Linked DNA regions of Homo sapiens: region 1 is linked to region 2. The links are chromatin loops, found by intact Hi-C in ENCODE. Cell type or tissue: HCT116. All regions are shown on one strand. Each heading gives the region's core, and the rest is flanking DNA. Links, peaks and the distances in the headings are about the cores only. Region 1 overlaps MID1 (midline 1). Region 2 has its middle 7.8 kb from the start of MID1.

The links. Hi-C counts contacts between places; a loop is a spot of excess contacts. Peaks named below come from ENCODE experiments on the same cell type or tissue, not always from the same donor. Only the 100,000 strongest peaks of a DNase experiment are listed, where the experiment ranks them.
Region 1: it touches region 2 in a loop (2.8-fold over the local background); 2 of 110 quality-filtered maps call a loop at or near these places.

Annotation. Positions count from the first base shown.
Region 1 is chrX:10,576,202-10,584,988 of GRCh38, forward strand. All of the region lies in intron 1 of MID1 (midline 1), which reads right to left. It also overlaps the pseudogene RNU6-800P. Among named protein-coding and RNA genes, the nearest start is that of MID1, 40 kb to the right of the region's middle. In HCT116, for the core only: no CTCF peak of the experiment used is centred there; DNase peaks (open chromatin) are centred at 3,030, 3,310, 3,680 and 6,370; H3K4me3 peaks cover 2,136 bases; H3K27ac peaks cover 7,017 bases.
Region 2 is chrX:10,623,971-10,632,757 of GRCh38, forward strand. It overlaps a transcript of MID1 not described here. Among named protein-coding and RNA genes, the nearest start is that of MID1, 7.8 kb to the left of the region's middle. In HCT116, for the core only: no CTCF peak of the experiment used is centred there; a DNase peak (open chromatin) is centred at 5,121; H3K4me3 peaks cover 1,467 bases; H3K27ac peaks cover 4,338 bases.

The sequences.
Region 1 (8,787 bases), core at 285-8,284, 48 kb before region 2:
GGTGGAATTCATGCAAATCAAATTAAACTGTTAACCAAATCTTTTCTGTACTTTCACATCTGCCTATAACATGCTCATTCTTAGTAACTGGATCTCTAGGACATTCTTTAAAATAATCACATACTCGCCTGACCATGCAACCTGATTAATAATGAATGAACATTCCTGAGAAGAATCACTTCGAAGCATGGCAGATGTCTGTGGGGATATGAAGGCTTTAATGATCAAAATTAAGGGGAAATGGAAGCTGGGTCACACTGTCTGGTTATTTTAATTGAAACCTAGTCTTCCAAATTTACTTAACAGAATACTTAAACACTCCTTCTCGAGGTTCATTTATACAAGCAGACAAGCACAAAGACAAATGGCAATGCAAAAGAACAACCCAGATTCCTGGAGGAACAACCACCCTATCCTGTTCTGTCCTAATAGTGCAGAAAACCCCTCAGCAGTTTCAGAAATCCAATTTGTTCAATTGAAAGACTGATAAACAGGTTAAAAACAGGAACTAGTACATTGGTCCTTAATAGTTCTTTGAGCACCTCTCTAGATTCTGACAAAGAGATCACCTTGAATACCCACCAATGGACTGCACACTAGTTCTTTTTGAAGAAACATCGCCGTAGGCAGAGGATGGGGACCCACGAAATGATAGACAGGCCACCGAGACCAGACGGTGGGTGGCAGGCAGTGCTGGAGCGGTCCTGTGTGTCTGTGAGTGCGTCAACAGTGAAACACAACAGGAAAATCGGTCCAACAATTCCAGGAAGGCCAGCTCCACCTCATCCACTCCGCCAGGGTTGCCCGAGTTGAAGAATCAACTGCCTTTTCCACGGCCCCCGCCACAACTTCCCTATCCTCTGGCCTACTCAATGTTCAACTGAACCCAAATGGAAAGGTAGCTCAGGTCAGCTCAACACCCACTGCCTGGTCCAAAAAAATGAGGACTTGGCAACGGGATCTGTACTCTCATTCCTTACAGGGACCAGCAGCAGCTTGGCCGAATGAGACACTGTCCTGTGGCAGAAGGCTGAATGCTAGCTTTCAATGCCACCAATAGGAGCCGTCCTGCCCAGCTCCTGGGGCTGGGAACAGGCACTAGACTCATTTGCCTTTGGGGCCTTTCAGTGTCGTACTGAGCACATGATCACATTATGCTCTGCATGCTGGCTTGTTCATTTAAAAAAATAATATACACATTATTTTGTGCCTTTATCTTCTGAATTAATGTATAATGTCTGGAAGAAGTTTTCTTCAAAGTTATATCAGGAAGAACAATCTCCAGTACAGACACAAAGAACAGTCATTTATTTCTTCCAAAAATAGTGACCTAAATAGCAATCTATCATCCTGATAAACAATTTAAAATATATGTATATACACACAGGTTTCACATACACACGTATGCATACATTATGTACACACATATATAAAAACATCGTGTGTGTATATATATATATATATTTAATATTACATACACGGTATATATATAATAGCAAATCTGTGATGGGTGTCCAAAATTTCAGTCTCCAGAATGGCAAAGAAAGGGTGAACTGAGAATGGAAAGAAGTAATCTTTTAAAATTTGATTGACTAAAGGAGGAAGGGGAAGTAGTCTTCCTAAAAGAAAAAAAAAAAAAAAAAGTCCTGCGCTGCAGTTCTTTGAAGGATATTGCTTATCACCATGCAAGACAAGAAACTGCAAGTAAAGTAAATCATCAGGAAAGTGTTTAAAAAAAGAATCTTGCACAATTCAATTCATAATCCAGACATTTGGACTCCACCAAAGGTGTTTAAGGAACATTCATGATAAAGGGGAAGCAGAGGCAAGAACTGCTTCCTCGGGCTGCCCAGTCTGCACGTCTCAACATCTACTTTATTGCCATTGCAACACTTCACAGTAAATCAAAGCATGCTTCACATGTTAGGACATAAAAATGCAAACATAGATTTTTTGGCTTATGTCTCTCCAAATTATAACTTCATTTGTCTTTTAACAATGAATAAAAGGATTACTCAATTTCACATATAGATGACTTCCTTAAGAAGTTCTCATTGTCCTCGGAAGAGACACACATAGATCATCAAGTAGAATTCTAAAGAACTTTTCATCAAGACATGGCTTTTGTTAAAACAACATTTAAATTGTCAAAATTCTACAGGCCTAACTTTTCCCTATTTTGGCACTGTAGTGGAAAATTAGCCTGAACATCTGAAGTTGAAACATCAGGAAAGAAATATTTACTCCACCCCTCAAGAGAAAATGATAAACAACAAAAAAAATTACAATCTTCTAAAGGGCATAATCTGACAACTTGCAGATGAAATTTCCCACTATCTGAATGTCTCAGACATTTCATGTCTTTTACAGTTTAAGAAATAAAGCATTTAGTTTTAAAGGCACACAGAACCTATTTTACATTATATTGAAAATGACCGATGTTTTCCAGGTCTATGCTGTACTGGGTATCATGCAAGAATTTGGTTCTGAAGGCAATGATAGCAGACTGGACAGAGAGGAAGAGGGTGAGAGATGGCCACACCTAGTCTCCTGGCAGAAGTCTAAATCAACCCTCCTGGTGAACAGACCAACAGCGTGATGGTAGCAGAAATGGAAGTCACTAATTTCTGTGAAACCAGTCACAGATGAAAAGCTTTTAACACTGCTGTCCCTGAATGCTTTCTCAAATGTATTTATAGTTTGATAGGTATTTCTATATATATTCATATAACTATGTCTGTATAAAGTCCTATATATGTCCATAATGGAATTAGTTTTTGTAGTTATATACAATGTGCATGTATACATAAGTACACATATACATATACAAAAGCACCTTTTCAGAATTATTTGAGACTGGCTAGAATTCACTCTTCACAAACCCCTCAGTCATAGCATCCCTTCTGCATTACAGAAACATTCCTTCCTTAGTGCAGAAACAGAAACCTGTAGATAATGTTTATTTAAAAACAACTGCCTGCTCATATCTGCAAAAGGTCACCTGGAAATGAGCAAAATGACGCAAGTGATCTATTCTCTGAAAGACCAGTCAAGTGGGATTTTTGCAGCAAGTATAATAGATTGTGCCCTGGAGAAAAGCTTGCCGCTTGGGGAAACTTTTTCTCACTTTATTTATATAATACTCTCCTAGAAGGCAGAGAAAGTACACACCCTCCCCTTCCCAATTATTACCAACCAGGAGCAAAATAGTTATTGATGATGGCCAATGCAACATTTCACAACTGTTCTCTGAACACTGGAAAGCTTAAGTTCAAAGACAAGAACAAATACTAGTCTCGTGACTCATGGAGGTAATGACGATGTTATAGAGTAACTGATTCCCATTGTGTGAGCAGATTGGAAATTCTCTCAAATATGATGCCTCCTTTTCTCAAAGAAAATCGCTTTTTCCCTCAACTTCAAAGTCAGCCACACACAAAAACCTTTTGCTCACAATACCCTGAAGCTACCTCCTGATCTTAAAAAGTAAGGAAAACGAACCCTTATTCACAACTCCTGGTTAACTATTACGAATAACATGCTTTAAACATTTCCCCTGATCACTGAAGCTCTGCAGTCAGGGGAAGAAGTCTTTTTTTTTTTTTTTTAAAGGCAACAGAAAGAGGAGTGACTCTTTTGTTCTGAATGTTATTGTAAAGCACCACATGAAAGAAGAGGAATGATGGGAACATGGCAATGAAAAGGACAACAGCGCTGACAAATGAAAACAGGATATTAAGAACAGCGTCGGGACTGTGTGTCTGTACAGAACAAAGCCGGGAGCCTTCTCGGAGAAATTCAAGCAAAAATACTCTTAACAGATTTACATGCTAATGGATGAACTGTAGTTTCTCCAGGTGGCACAGATCTTTAAGTCTGGGACAATAAAATTAGGTTATCATTAAAACACATACACACACACACACACACACACACTGTAAAGTGTCATAAAATTAAAACTGCCTTCAAATCACATTCAATCACATGCCCCCCCCCGCCCCGCCCTTTCAACCAGTGATCTGCTTCTGGAAATTTCTAGATCTATGTTTTTCTCTTTGTAAAATAAGATACTGGTTCTGTCAAATAACTGAGCTAACTTAGTATATAGTCCCAAGGAAAGTGAATTTTTTACAAAAAGAAAAACAATTTTCTCTCCATTCACAGCACACTCTAACTTACACTTTAAATATAACTTTTCAATAGAGCTTTCAAGAACTCCCAGGGAAACTAGGCAATGGGTACTGTGCTGAGAAACAATGACAGCAACTAAGTGGCTAACATTAATATAGTATACCGCTTTTGCCAAGTCATGGTGGTAATATCTTATACTTTTCTTCTGATGCAAATTCTGCAAAAGCTGCTAGTATGATGGTACATTTAATAAAACATCATCATAGCTTATTGGACTTATCACATAAGAATTATTATTGTAGTCTCTAAAGAAGTTCAAAAAAGTAAAAAAATATGTCTGATTTTGCGCTCCATTAAAAATTTCAGTCTTTTTTTTTCTCTTTTCTATGTTTTGCCACTATTCTCCTTTTCCCCACTTCCTGATCAGTCCTTTCTATTGTCAGATGAGTGATGAGCTGATGTGCTTTCTTCTTTACCAAAGCATTTCATCCAGCTTTCCCTCTGGCATGCTTTCAGAAAACTTTGGGCTAAGCCCTGAGCTCAGTGTGCCCAAGTGTTCTTGGTCTAGTTTTGGGCTGACACTGTCAATGTGGTGTCCTGTAAAAAAAAAAAAAAAAAAAAAAAAACATGTAGAGGTCAGGCGCAGTGGCTCACGCCTGTAATCCCAGCACTGTGGGAGGCCGAGGCAGGCGGATCACCTGAGGTCAGGAGTTCGAGACCAGCCTGGCCAATGTAGTGAAACCTCATCTCTACTAAAAATAGAAAAATTAGCTGGTCATGGTGGCGGGTGCCTGTAATCCCAGCTACTCGGGAGGCTGAGGCAAGAGAATCACTTGAACCTGGGAGGCGGAGGTTGCAGTGAACCGAGATTGCGCCACTGCACTCCAGCCTGGGTGATAGAGTAAAAAAACTCAGTCATATAAAACAAAACAAAAACAAAAAACAAACAAACAAACAAACAAAAAACATGTAGTACCTTGAAGCCAGATAACCTGAGTTCAAATCCTGGCTCTGCCATTTCCTTGCAAAGGCAGATCGGAGCCAGATACTGTACATATCTTATACTCACAGATGCTCTTCCTATCTTCTATGCAGTTTCCTTATCTGAGAGCAATCTTAAGGGTCCTTTGAGGATTAGTGAGGTGAACTTTTTAAAATGCCTGACAAAATTCTCACTCTTATGGAAGGACAGGGTGGTAGGGGATGGGGGATTGGGGTCCTTCTTCCCTTCTTGTCCTGAATCGCCTCTTCCCACTCTTCTTTGAATAAATTCATTATCTGTGTTTTTTACTGGAAACCTCTTCATACCATTTTTGCAAGCAAGAAGGATATAAATCCATTTATTCAATAACATTTATGGAGCATCTTATGTGAACAAACAGTATGTGAATGTGAAATGAACTAGCATTTTTATTCTTAACACTAATGACTTATCTTCACATTGGCAATTTCATCTGTTTCCTACACTATGACATACCTCTGTTCATTACCACTGATCTCCCACCATGAACTTGGGGCTTCACTTCCGCTTCCCAGTGAAGGTCACCCTGTCCCATATGCACTCTTTGTCAGAATTTTTTTATTTTGCAGGAAATAAGGGACCCTGGCATGGATGGAGCATGTGAAACTATCAAGAACAGTGAAATGTTTCAGATTTTTGCTATTTGCCAGTTTCGTTTCATGAATGCTGGCAGAAGACACCTGAATCAAAGATAAAGGCTGTTTTTACTCAAATGGTATGTGTTTCATGTTCTGTTGGTTCCCCTTGTTCTCGAAGTCCTACGGAGCATCCTAGGTCCATGTTTGCACACTCAGGAGATTTGCATCATACCTAAGCAACTCCAAGCTTAGGAAATCTGAATCTTTTATAATGGACTGCAAGTTAGCCTGCCCAACTTTTGCCCTGGAGGAAGACATTGTCTTTAATATAATGAACAACAAACAAACCTGCCTTCTCCCCTGGCGCGAGATACTACCTCTATCTCCCAAGACTGTTTGCTATACAAACATCCTGGGGAATAGTCTGGAATAAAATCATTCAGTGCTCCAGCTCACAAGAGGTACAAAAAGGTGATAGATCCATGGAAAATTATTTCCTAATAGACACAATTCTTATCTCCTCCTGGGGATATGGCCAATAGTTGTTACTAGAAATCAGATCATCACTGGACTTTCTAGCAGTTACCACAGAGGCAGAATTTCATTTGGCACTGAATGACCCTTGAGTCATAGAAGACTAGAGGTAAAAGGAGCCTGCAAGAAAGTGATAAGAACTTCCTTACCAACGGCTCCAAGCTCCTTATCCAACCACCCTCTGACATCAGCTGTTGTACAAGGAAAATTGGCAGAAAGCAGGTAAGCCTCACCCATAGATTTTGCTCAAATAAACAGAGCCCTTAATGTCCTTCATAGTCCCAAAACAGCTTGGGTCTGGTCTGCAACTTCAGCTCTTCACTCTGAACCTAAGCTAATTTTAAGAGTTTGGTGCTTGTTTCAGCAGCACATAGACTAAAACTGGAATGATACAAAGAAGATTAGCATGGCCCCAATGCAAGGATGACAAATTCATGAAGCATTCTATAATTTTTTATTATTAAAAAATATTAATAAAATAAGAGTTTGGAAGAGTAAGCTAATTTTGTTACTTTTATGACACTGGAAATCCTATATGTATATCCATTTGGCTTTCTTTAAGCATTAAAAAAAATTAGAACTACTTCTTTTGGAGTAAAACCAGATGAGTCATTTCTTTCATTACTCTTTCATTCCACTGGTATTTTTTGAGGTCATTCTGTGTGCCAGGAGCTGCTCTAGGCAGCAGCAAATTGGTGGTAAATATGAGCATAAAGGCCTGCCCTTGGAGAGCTTACATTTTAATGAAGGAAATAAAAAAATAAAAGGTTTTTAAAAACACAAACATTTCAAAGACTCATACATAAAATGAAAGAAATAAAAAGGATGACATGATAGAAGGTAGATGGGTGGTGCAAATCTATGTTAGCTAAGGGGATATTACTACTCATATTTGTGCTGGCTTTCTTGATATTTTGGCTTTTTCCCTGCCAATAAACAAGCAAAGAGTATCTGAATTTCAGTATAAAACTTTCTGGTGTTTGGTCAGAGGGTTGTGATCTAATTTTTCAAGTTGTTAAATGCTTAGTTTCAGATTGCCTCAAGGATAGAGTTCTTTTTCAAGGGCATAGAAATCCAACTTTTACTATTTCTTACAAAAAAATGGAATGTGATGAATTATTGTAAAGTAGTGACATCTTTATTTATTTTAGCAATAAAATTTTGAAAGAGAAAAGCCACGAACACTTAGTGAGCCAAAAAAGCAGGAACCATGATGTTTTAGTCCATTTTGTGCTGCTATAACAGAATTCTTGAGACTAAGTAATTTATAAAGAACAGCGATTTAGGCCAGGTACGGTGGCTCACGCCTGTAAACCCAGAACTTTGGGAGGCTGAGGCGGGTGGATCACGACATTAGGAGTTCAAGACCAGCCTGGCCAAGATGGTGAAACCCCGTCTCTACTAAAAATACAAAAATTAGCTGGGCACGGTGGCAGACGCCTGTAATCCCAGCTACTCGGGAGGCTGAGGCAGGAGAATTGCTTGAACCCGGGCGGCAGAGGTTGCGGTGAGCAGAGATCACACCACTGCACTCCAGCCTGGGCGACAGACTGAGACTCCATCTAAAAAAAAAAAAAAGAAGAACAGAGAGCAGGTTAGGGGCCTGGTATCTCTGTTTCCAAAATGGCACCTTGAAGCCTGTGTCCTCTGGAAGGGAGGAATGCTATGTCCTCACATGGCAAAAGAGCAGGAGAGGAAGAACCCACTTCCACAAACCCTTTTAATAGCGGCATTAATCCATTCGTAAGGGCTTTACCATTAAGCCCCACATCCCAGTACTGCTGCATTGGGGATTAAGTTTCCAACAAACGAATTTTGGGAGACACATTCAAACCATAGCATATGGTATTCAGAATTACCTGAATATCTTAAGTGTTTGATTCTACGATGTTAACTCAAAGTTGAAAATAACCATGGATGTACAGTTAAGCTTATAGGGATGGACAGGAAGGAAATGAATAGAGACATTGGAAGAGGCATTGGTTTTGTCAGTACTTACTCACCAGCTTTTGCACCACTGGAAGAGGAAATTTCAGGAAGGAAAGGAAGGAAATGAGGGAAGAGTGCTGGGGGAAATAAACACATGTGACTACAGCTTTATGACCGGTGAGCACCAAAGATGAGTTAAGACTAGATCCCACTGGCTGACAGCCAATGTCTTTTGAAATGTCATAATGTCATTTGACAATGACAATAATATCAAAAAGCATCTCAAAATAAATAAATTCACTGGCTAGGTAAAATTGCAATAGCAGCTGAATCATGATTTTTTAGAGCCCATCACTTTAAGAAAGGGTTAGAAGGAAAATAATCGCAGAGAAAATTGGGTAGCAGGACGAGCCGCAGACAAAACTCCTCAGACACCAAGTTAAAGACGGAAGGGGTTTATTCGGCTGGGGGCATCGGCAAGACTCCTGTCTCAAGAGCCGAGCTCCCTGAATGAGCAATTCCTGTCCCTTTTAAAGGCTCATAACTCTAAGGTGGGGGGGTCCACGTGAGAGGGTCATGATCAATTGAGCAAGC
Region 2 (8,787 bases), core at 353-8,352:
CAACAACATGAGTCCCCACTTAGAAAAAAAAATCTCATCTATAATTCTTATAGAAAGTCACAAAAAGAGAAAAAAGTTTCTACTTCCTGTGTACAGGTACTCCTTAAATTAGTTTCTTTCAGTTGGTTAAGGGAAACAATGTGGCATACCACAAGGATGGGCCAAATAAGACTTGGAGTCAGTTTTCTGTGCTGACTTGGTCACTAACTGGCTAATAGACCTCAGATAAGCCAGTTGATACCTCTAAGCCCAAGATTTCTCAGGGGACAATTGCACAGCTTGAATAAATTCATATATTGGGAAGTGTGCCCAGTGCAATCGCTATTGCTTGTTGTGTAAATGTGTTGGATGACCAACACTGGAAAGAAGGGAAAAAATCTATGTAGTCAGAAATGTACCCTAAGCTTGTTGTTTCCTCACTAGAAAATTAAGGAATCAAAGCAAATCATGTCATTTTTAATGTTAATTAAACCTTACTATTTAATAATTCTATGCTTTTAAAGGTGAAATATTTTAACAGCATCTAGTTTGTCTTAAGATTAAATATAGCAGATTCTTCATTATCTGCCCTTGAGTAATCTGGTAAATGGTTTATGCATGAATTTTTAAGATTTTTATTTTATTTCATTTAACTTTATTACTTTTTTAAAATTTTTTTGAAACAGGGTCTCACTCTGCTGCCTAGGCTGGAGTGCAGTGGCATAATCTCGGCTCACTGCACCCTCAACCGTCTGGACTCAAGTGATTCTCCCACCTCAGCCTCCTGAGTAGCTGGCACCACAGGTGCATGTCACCATGCCTGGCTAATATTTTTTACTAATTTGTAGAGATGGGGGTCTTGCTATGTTGCCCAGGCTGGTCTTGAACTCCTGGGCTCAAGTGATCCTCCTGCTTCAGCCGCCAAAAATGGTTTATGCATGAATTTACCAAGGGCTTGTTATATCCTCCTCCTGTGGTCAAAATCTCCACTCCCAATTGAACTTTCTACTTCATTTCAATACAATAATATCATACTTCCCAAGAATAATTCTTCAATTTCTGTCATTTATTTTTTACTATAATTTTTTATTTAAATTTAAAGAGGAAAATTATTTAAATTAATTATTTTTTAAGTGATTGCCTGTATCAGTCAGGGCTCTCCAGAGAAACATAAAACAGGCTTATGTAACTATGGGGTCTGGCAAGTCTGACATCCATGGGGCAGGCTGGCAGGTGCGGACTCTGTAGACTTGAGGCAGAATTTCTCCTTCCTCAGGGAAACCTCGATTTTGCTGTAAAGGCTTTAACTAATGGGGTGTGGCCCACCTACATTATCAAGGATAATCTCCTTTACTGAAGTCAACTGATTGTAGATATTCACCATATATGTTCAATATACCTTCATGGCAACACCTTGATTAACATTTGGTTGAATAAGTGGGTACTACAGCCTAGCCAAGTTAACACATAAACCGTCACAAGGCCCATGCCCAAACATTTGTATATCCATTGCAACAACAAGCACAGAGTGTGTGGTCAGTCAATAAATGTTTACTGAGTTGTTGTGACTAATAATAATATTAATAATTTTAAAATCTCCATTAGTAGAAGGCCGTCTTCTTTATCAATAATGAAATTTTGCTAATCGATTTATTATGTACTTATCAACTGCAGTGCTGGAAGTTAAGAGCTCCATTTTATTTAATTTTGAGATTAAGTGATTTCTAGCTGACAGTTCTTTACCAAGTCATACTATCAATCAAATGTCAGAATATAATGCAATTGTTTTCATACCAAGGCTCAACATTTTTGCATCCCATGTACTCTTTCTTTGGAAACCACTCAAAGATGTGTTTTAGCAAAATGAGAGTGTTAAACTAAGAAAGATAAGTCAATGGGACCCAGAAAATAGAGGAACCAACATAAAAAGAAGTAAGGAAAGTCCAGGATAATAACTACATAATTATCATGCAGTTGTGTGCAGCATCTTAGAAAGGCCCCATCTAAATTGTAGCAGGAGGATGGAGGAGTCCTGGAGTTAGGACTCTGGGGGAAAAATGATACTATAGGTAACATTTGAGGGCAAATAGTTACACATAAATATAAGCAATATGTGAGGCTATTATTAACTCCAGGCAAAACAAAAGAATGCACAAAAAAAGGAAGCATTGTTATAGAACAGTCCTTAACTTGGCAGTGATTTCTGATATAGATATTATGGCAGAGACTACTGGTAGCCAATCCAGTATTCATCTTCCCTTTGCTTCTTTTCAACAGAACCTCAGTTTACTTGGGGCAGAAATGTGCCCAGCTGAAGAACATTTCCCAGCCCCCTTTGCAGGTATAGGTGATCATATGAAACTATTATTATTATTATTATTATTATTATTATTATTAAAGACTAGGTCTCGCTGTGTTGCCCAGGCTGGAGTGCAGTGGCTAGTCACAGGCACACTCATATTGCACTACAGCCTCAAACTCCTGGGCACGAGCCATCCTCCTGCCTCAGCCTCCCAAGTAGCTGGGACTACAAGCTCACACCACCATGTCTGGTAGGCCTATGAAATTTTAATAGAAGCTGCTATGTGCTATGTAGGGCTTTTGGGAAAGCTATTTAAAGGGAACACACACTGTTTGCTCTTTGCCCTTCCTGGATTTCTCCACCAGGAATGGTTGCAATGTCTGAGGGACTGGGGCCTTTCTGTAACAATGACGAGGACAGAACACCTAGTAAAGCTGGATAACAGAAAAGATAGAAGGATCTTGGATTTCTGATGACATCCTGGAGCCTCCAAATGAGCCCTAAGCTTCATGTTCTATGAAAAAATAAATTGCTAATTTGTTTGAGCCAATGTTTTGGGATCTGTGTTACTGGGTGAACATAATTCCTGACACCATTATATTGGAAGAATGTGGTATTGGGATGAGGAGGGCTAATTCCTTTTTGATCATATGTAGAATGTTAAGAATAATATCCAAAATTCATAAACCAGGAAAGAGCAGTAAAGGCACATTATGGGAAATATGGAGATACATAGCAGAGGAGATATTTGCCAGTTGAAAGTGATTGTCCCTAGGGTGGAGTGGGATGGGACAGGGATTACTGTTTTTCATTAAGAGTCTTTCATACATTTGTATGTTGAACATGTATTACTTTGATAAAATTAAAATTAGTTTAAAATAAACAAAAAGATACTCTCTGGTTATTAAATCAATTTCTTGTCCTTAAAGTCACTTCCTATGAACTAGCAGTGTTTTATTATCATCTGGCCCATAGATGACCAGAGTCGTGGTAGAGCTTCAGAGAAATTATATGCCTAATGGTCCATTCTGAAACCCAAGTGTAATGTGATCACGTCATACACATATGACCTGATTGGCATTTCCTGTTTCCACCATTTCAGCTTTAATTTGTTCAAGGCTTATGATAGTTTTTCCACATGTAACCAGAGATACATATAGACAGTTCTGATCCAAATTGTTTTGGACATTCTTTTAGATCTCCAGGAATGAATATTCTATATCCAAGACACCTTAATAATTCATTAGAGTAATCGAAAACCACCTTTTGTTCTTATTCCTAATTGGTATCATTCTTGATTTAAATCCATTTTTTGTGGGTTTTTGTATGACTAGGAATAGCTGGTTACTGTCCTTCATATTTAACCATTTTACTTCTTATTCTTTTATCTCACTTTCCTTATATACGAGAAAGATTAGTCCCTCAAACCTTTAATATTTTAATGCACAAAGCTGATATTTAAATTAGTCTTAGAGATTAAAAATATTAACTTTTATGAATCAGATCTCTTTTTTTGTATGTTAGAAACAAGCAAATCAGGCTGGATCATTGATAAGCATGTGGACATAAGGAGGTGAATAAAAATTTTAATCAAAAGAAGCTTTGAACAGGATTTGCGCTCCTTGCTTACAAAAAGTCAATGCTTTATCTTTTAGATTGGTACTTAAATGAACAGAAAGATTGCCAGGATGGTTGTGTTATTTCTGATTGGTGAAAATCCTCTCCCACTTCACACATACCTGGATCTAAGATGGTAGTAAAGATAAAAACTACTTAGGAATCATGGTTTATGTGTCACTTTCCTTTGTTACACACAGATCATGGTGTGTGTTTTTTTTTAACATTTTTAATGGCCAAGGAAATAATATTTACCCTTATTTCCTTATAACTAGGTAACTTGTCATAAGTTTTTTTTTTCTGTTGAGAACCACTTATGAAAATCAACACATACTGAGATAGGCTTTCTTATATTATTCCCCTGATGCAAAATAAACATATTTAGTCATGGCAAGAAAAAAATGCAAACATGGGTATCAGTGCCTCAGCTTTTCCCATATTTATTAAAGAAATCTAAATATCTGAGAAACTACATTCAAATGAGGCTTCATTTTATTTCTCCTTTGAATCATTAATTTACAAAAGGAAGGGCTTATATTGCCTGTCTACATTATCTTATAAATAGCAATGCTATTTAATATTATTTTAATGTGAGTGATTTAAATAGCATCATACAATGAACAAAATAACTATTCTTTTTCATAGCATTATTTAAGTTGTACCACAGTGCCCTAGTGATATTTGTCCTAAACTATATCTGTGTGGAAAAAAAAGATAATTTTGTTATGGTCATCTTTAGAAACCAACCAATTCGCAAATAGGTGGACTTTTCTTCAACTGGGCAAATTAATTTAGCCCAATTAAGGGAATTTAAAACCAGCTGATACACCACACACTGAGAGGTCTAATGAGATAAAAATACGAGTACCTACATTACAGAGATGCACAATACAATATAATATGATATAATATAACCCACCAGGAGGTATTTGTGCTGAATTAAAAGGCAGGCAATTGAAAAACTCTCGTATCTATCATGGACCAGTTATACATCAGTCCCTTTTTGGACATGCAGGAAGTGTACAGTTGGTATATGGGACATCGGAATCCATCTCTCAAACTCGAGAACCCATACTCTTTCCAGCAGCATGTGGTGCTGGCACCCTAGTTCAGATGCAGGTCCCCTTTGGAATGAGGCTCAAAATGCAGTATGCCCATGACTCATCACAAACACTCCTTCACCTCCTGTGCCTCAATGGGGGTGATGGAATTTACCACTTAGATGGTTCTAAGATCCCCAACCACAATCTACCTCCAAAAGTCTCTCATGTTGCACCTTCAAGATGAGTCAGGAATTTGCCATTACATTTGGAAGCAAACTGAAGCACTTTAATGATTTTTTTTTTTTTTAGACAGTCTTGCTCTGTCATCCAGGCTGTTGTGCAGTGGCGTGATCTCAGCTCACTGCAACCTCTGCTTCCTGAGTTCAAGCTATTCTCCAGCCTCAGCCACTCTAGTGGCTGGGATTATAGGTGAGTGCCACCATGCCTGGCTATTTTTTTTTTCTTTTTTAGTAGAAACAGGGTCTCGCCATATTGGCCAGGCTGGTCTCAAACTCCTGGCCTCAAGTGATCCACCAGTCTTGGCCTCCCAAAGTGCTGGGATTACAGGCGTGAGCCACTAAGCCTGGCCAGCACTGTAATGATTTTTAATCACCTTAAATGGCTCTCCAAATTTGGGCTGTGTTCATCCAATCAACCAGAGGTAGGAAAAAACAATGCATTTGTCTGTTAAGGGAGTAGCCCTCATGGAAAAAGATGTTGGTATTGTGCTATGCAGAGGAGGATTTGGATTTTAGGGCTCTTTGTCTAGGACTGTGAATGAGGTTTTCCTTTTCCATTCAGAATTGCTGAATGATGTTCCTAGTGGAATACGTTTGTGTGATTCATTTCCACAGTTAGGAATGCAGCCTTAGAGCACTTTTCTTTATTCAGAGCTAATTGGTGCATCAATGTTCTAGCCATCGATTTCATTAGCAACATATAGATAGATATCTGTACATCTCTATGAATTGATTTTCATCACTCCCAGGGAATCCAAAGATCTCAAGCATAGAGACAAGTGCTTCATATAAGAAAAAGAATCGGAGAGACTCTCATGCCTTAACCATATGCTAACAAAGATGGTATACCTTCTTTATGCCAGAACGGTCATAGGTATTCAGTAAGTATTTATGGACTACAGCTATAACACCCTGAACATGCCTGATCATGTCAGTAAGTATTTATTGGGTGTCTACTATGTGCCAGGCATTGTTCTAGGTGCTGACGATACAGACAGGTACAAATAGGTTAAGTGCTGCTGTCATGAGCATACCTTCTAGTGAAGGGAGATAGACAAACACATCAACAAATAAGTAGAAAGTAGGTCTGATGGTGATAGGGGCTATTGTATGTGGGGTAAGGAGTGTCAATGGGATGAGGAGTTTCTATATTTTATAGGGTGATATTTTAGCAAAGTCCTAAGGAAGTGAGGAAGCAAGACTTTCAACTACAGTGATGGATGGGGGCAGAGTTACCCGGGCAGAGGAAACAGTGATTGCAGAAGCTGTGAGGCCAGGGTGAACTCAACCAACGCAGGAAGCCTATGTAGGTTGGAGCAGAGGGAGGAAGCACTACAGTAGTAGGAGCTGAAGTCTCAGGAATGTGTCTGAGGGTGTATGTGTGCGGGGGGCGGGGGCAGTGGTTGTGGGTGGGTGTTGGTGAGGCAGTGTTTGCAGATCCTGTAGGGTCTAGTAGATCACTAGAAGGATCTTGGGTTTTCCTTGGAGTGAGATGGGAAGGTTTCAGAGCTCAGGAGTAACAATATCCAATTGATATTATAGAGCTCAGTCTGACTGCTAGACAGAGAGCAGCCTGCAAGGCAGGAGATGTTAAGAGATGATGGTGGATTGGGACGGGGGTGGCACTGGAAGTGGGGTGACTTGGGGAGTTCCTGGATAGATTTTGATAGTACAATGAGTGTGGCTTGCTGATGGACTGTATGTGTCAGATAAAGAGCAGAAACGAGGTTTCCAGGTTGTTTCCTGGGACAGCTGGGAGAATGAAGTCACTATTTACTGAGATGGGGACAACTGCAGGAGGAGCAGTTGATAGGAGGGACCACAACCTTGCTTCAGTGTCCTGTGGGAGGGGCAGTCTGGAGGCTTTGTAAAATCATCCAGATAACAAGAAGGTCCAGGGATATTTGGATCATGCCCAAAAGTTTATACTATACATGGAAAAAATTGAACATAAATACTTAATTTATTATTCCCAATCAATGCAGTATAGCACTGTGGCTGGCAGCACTGATGCTGGAAACAGCCTTAGTCCAAATATCAATCCTGTCACTTAATAGTTGTGATAAGTTGGCCCATCTGCTTAATATCCCTCAAAGTTATTGTGAGAATTGAGGTGATTTGTTTAAAAATAATATTATTTAACATTTATTGAATGCTTATTAGAAGCCAGACACTGTTGTGAGCACATTTAATCTTCCTTCACCCTATGAGAAAAGGTACTAATATTATCCCCATTTTCCAGAGGAGAAAACTGAGGCACAGAGAGGCAAAGTAACTTGCCAAAGTCACACAGCTAGGAGGCCATAGATACTAGTTTGTGCACTCAGGCTGACCAGTTCCTGAAAACATGCCCTTAACCATAGAACTATGAGGAGAACACAGCACATAGTAAATACTCAAAAATAGTAGCTTGTATTATGATCAGGTAACTCATAAAACAAAAACGTCAAAGAGTCAGTTGTATGTTTATATGACTCCACTTGTAATCATTGCATGACTCAGTTTCCATCGTGCATTGCTTTCTCCAGCTCTATTTTGGGTACGTAGCCCATATTCTTCCTTCCTTGATATGATGAAGTCTTTGCTGAGAAAATCAGAACAAAATATTTATCATTTGAAAGTTCGCCTTAAAAATGCCCAAGGCACAGGAATCCTTAAGAGTCATAAAATCCATCACAAGCATGGAGACTTTTTTTCTGTCATTAATGTCATTTAGGACTGTAACATATTTACCTATGTCCCAGATACCGAACAGGAAGCAATTGTTCAGACACACTTCTAAGTAGCTCCAGGGCAGGCAACAATGTCTGACATTAGCTCTCCATATTTGTCTTTCCTTTGAATCATGGAGCTCACCCTTCAGCCCCAAAGTGCTTTCAGATGGGACCTTGCTGAGCGTCTGCACCTTATTTCTTTCAATTACGCTTGCATTGTCTGGCCTAATGAGTTTCCAAAGCTAGTTTTCATTTTATTTAGGGCATGTTTTCAGATGTGTTAAATTAATTGGTGCTAAATAAAAGGTAACCTGACCCCTGAAGCTTCTAGCAAATACATTCCATTACCAAATGTACTATTCTAACCCTCATATGTCTAAAAAAACAAACGTAAATGAGCTGTGCTGTACCTGTTTCTTCTTGTTGTGTATCTTGGGCAAGTCACTTAAACTCTCTGAGCTACAGTTCCCTTATTTGTACAATGGAACCATTAGTTGCTTTGGCTGCCCATTGAAATCACCTGGAAGAGATTTAAAAGATACGGGTGCCTGAGTCCCACCCCCAGAAAGTCTGATTTAATTGACCTGGGCTGGGCCTTGGAGCAGAGTTTTTAAAAGCTACCTTAGGGAATTTTGATGAGTAGCCAAGGTTGAGAACCACAGGTCTAGATCAGTGGTTCTCAAATTGGAGTGGGCATCAGAATCCCCTAGAGGGCTTGTTAAAACACAGGTTACAGGGCCCCACCCCAGAGTTTCTGATTCAGCAGTCTGGGGTGGGGCCTAGAAATTTGCATTTCTGACAAGTTCCCAGGTAGGGCCGATGCTGTTGGTTTTGGAAATGCTTCTGTATATCAGGGGTTGGCAAACTCAGGTACTCCAGCCCAAGCCTGCCCA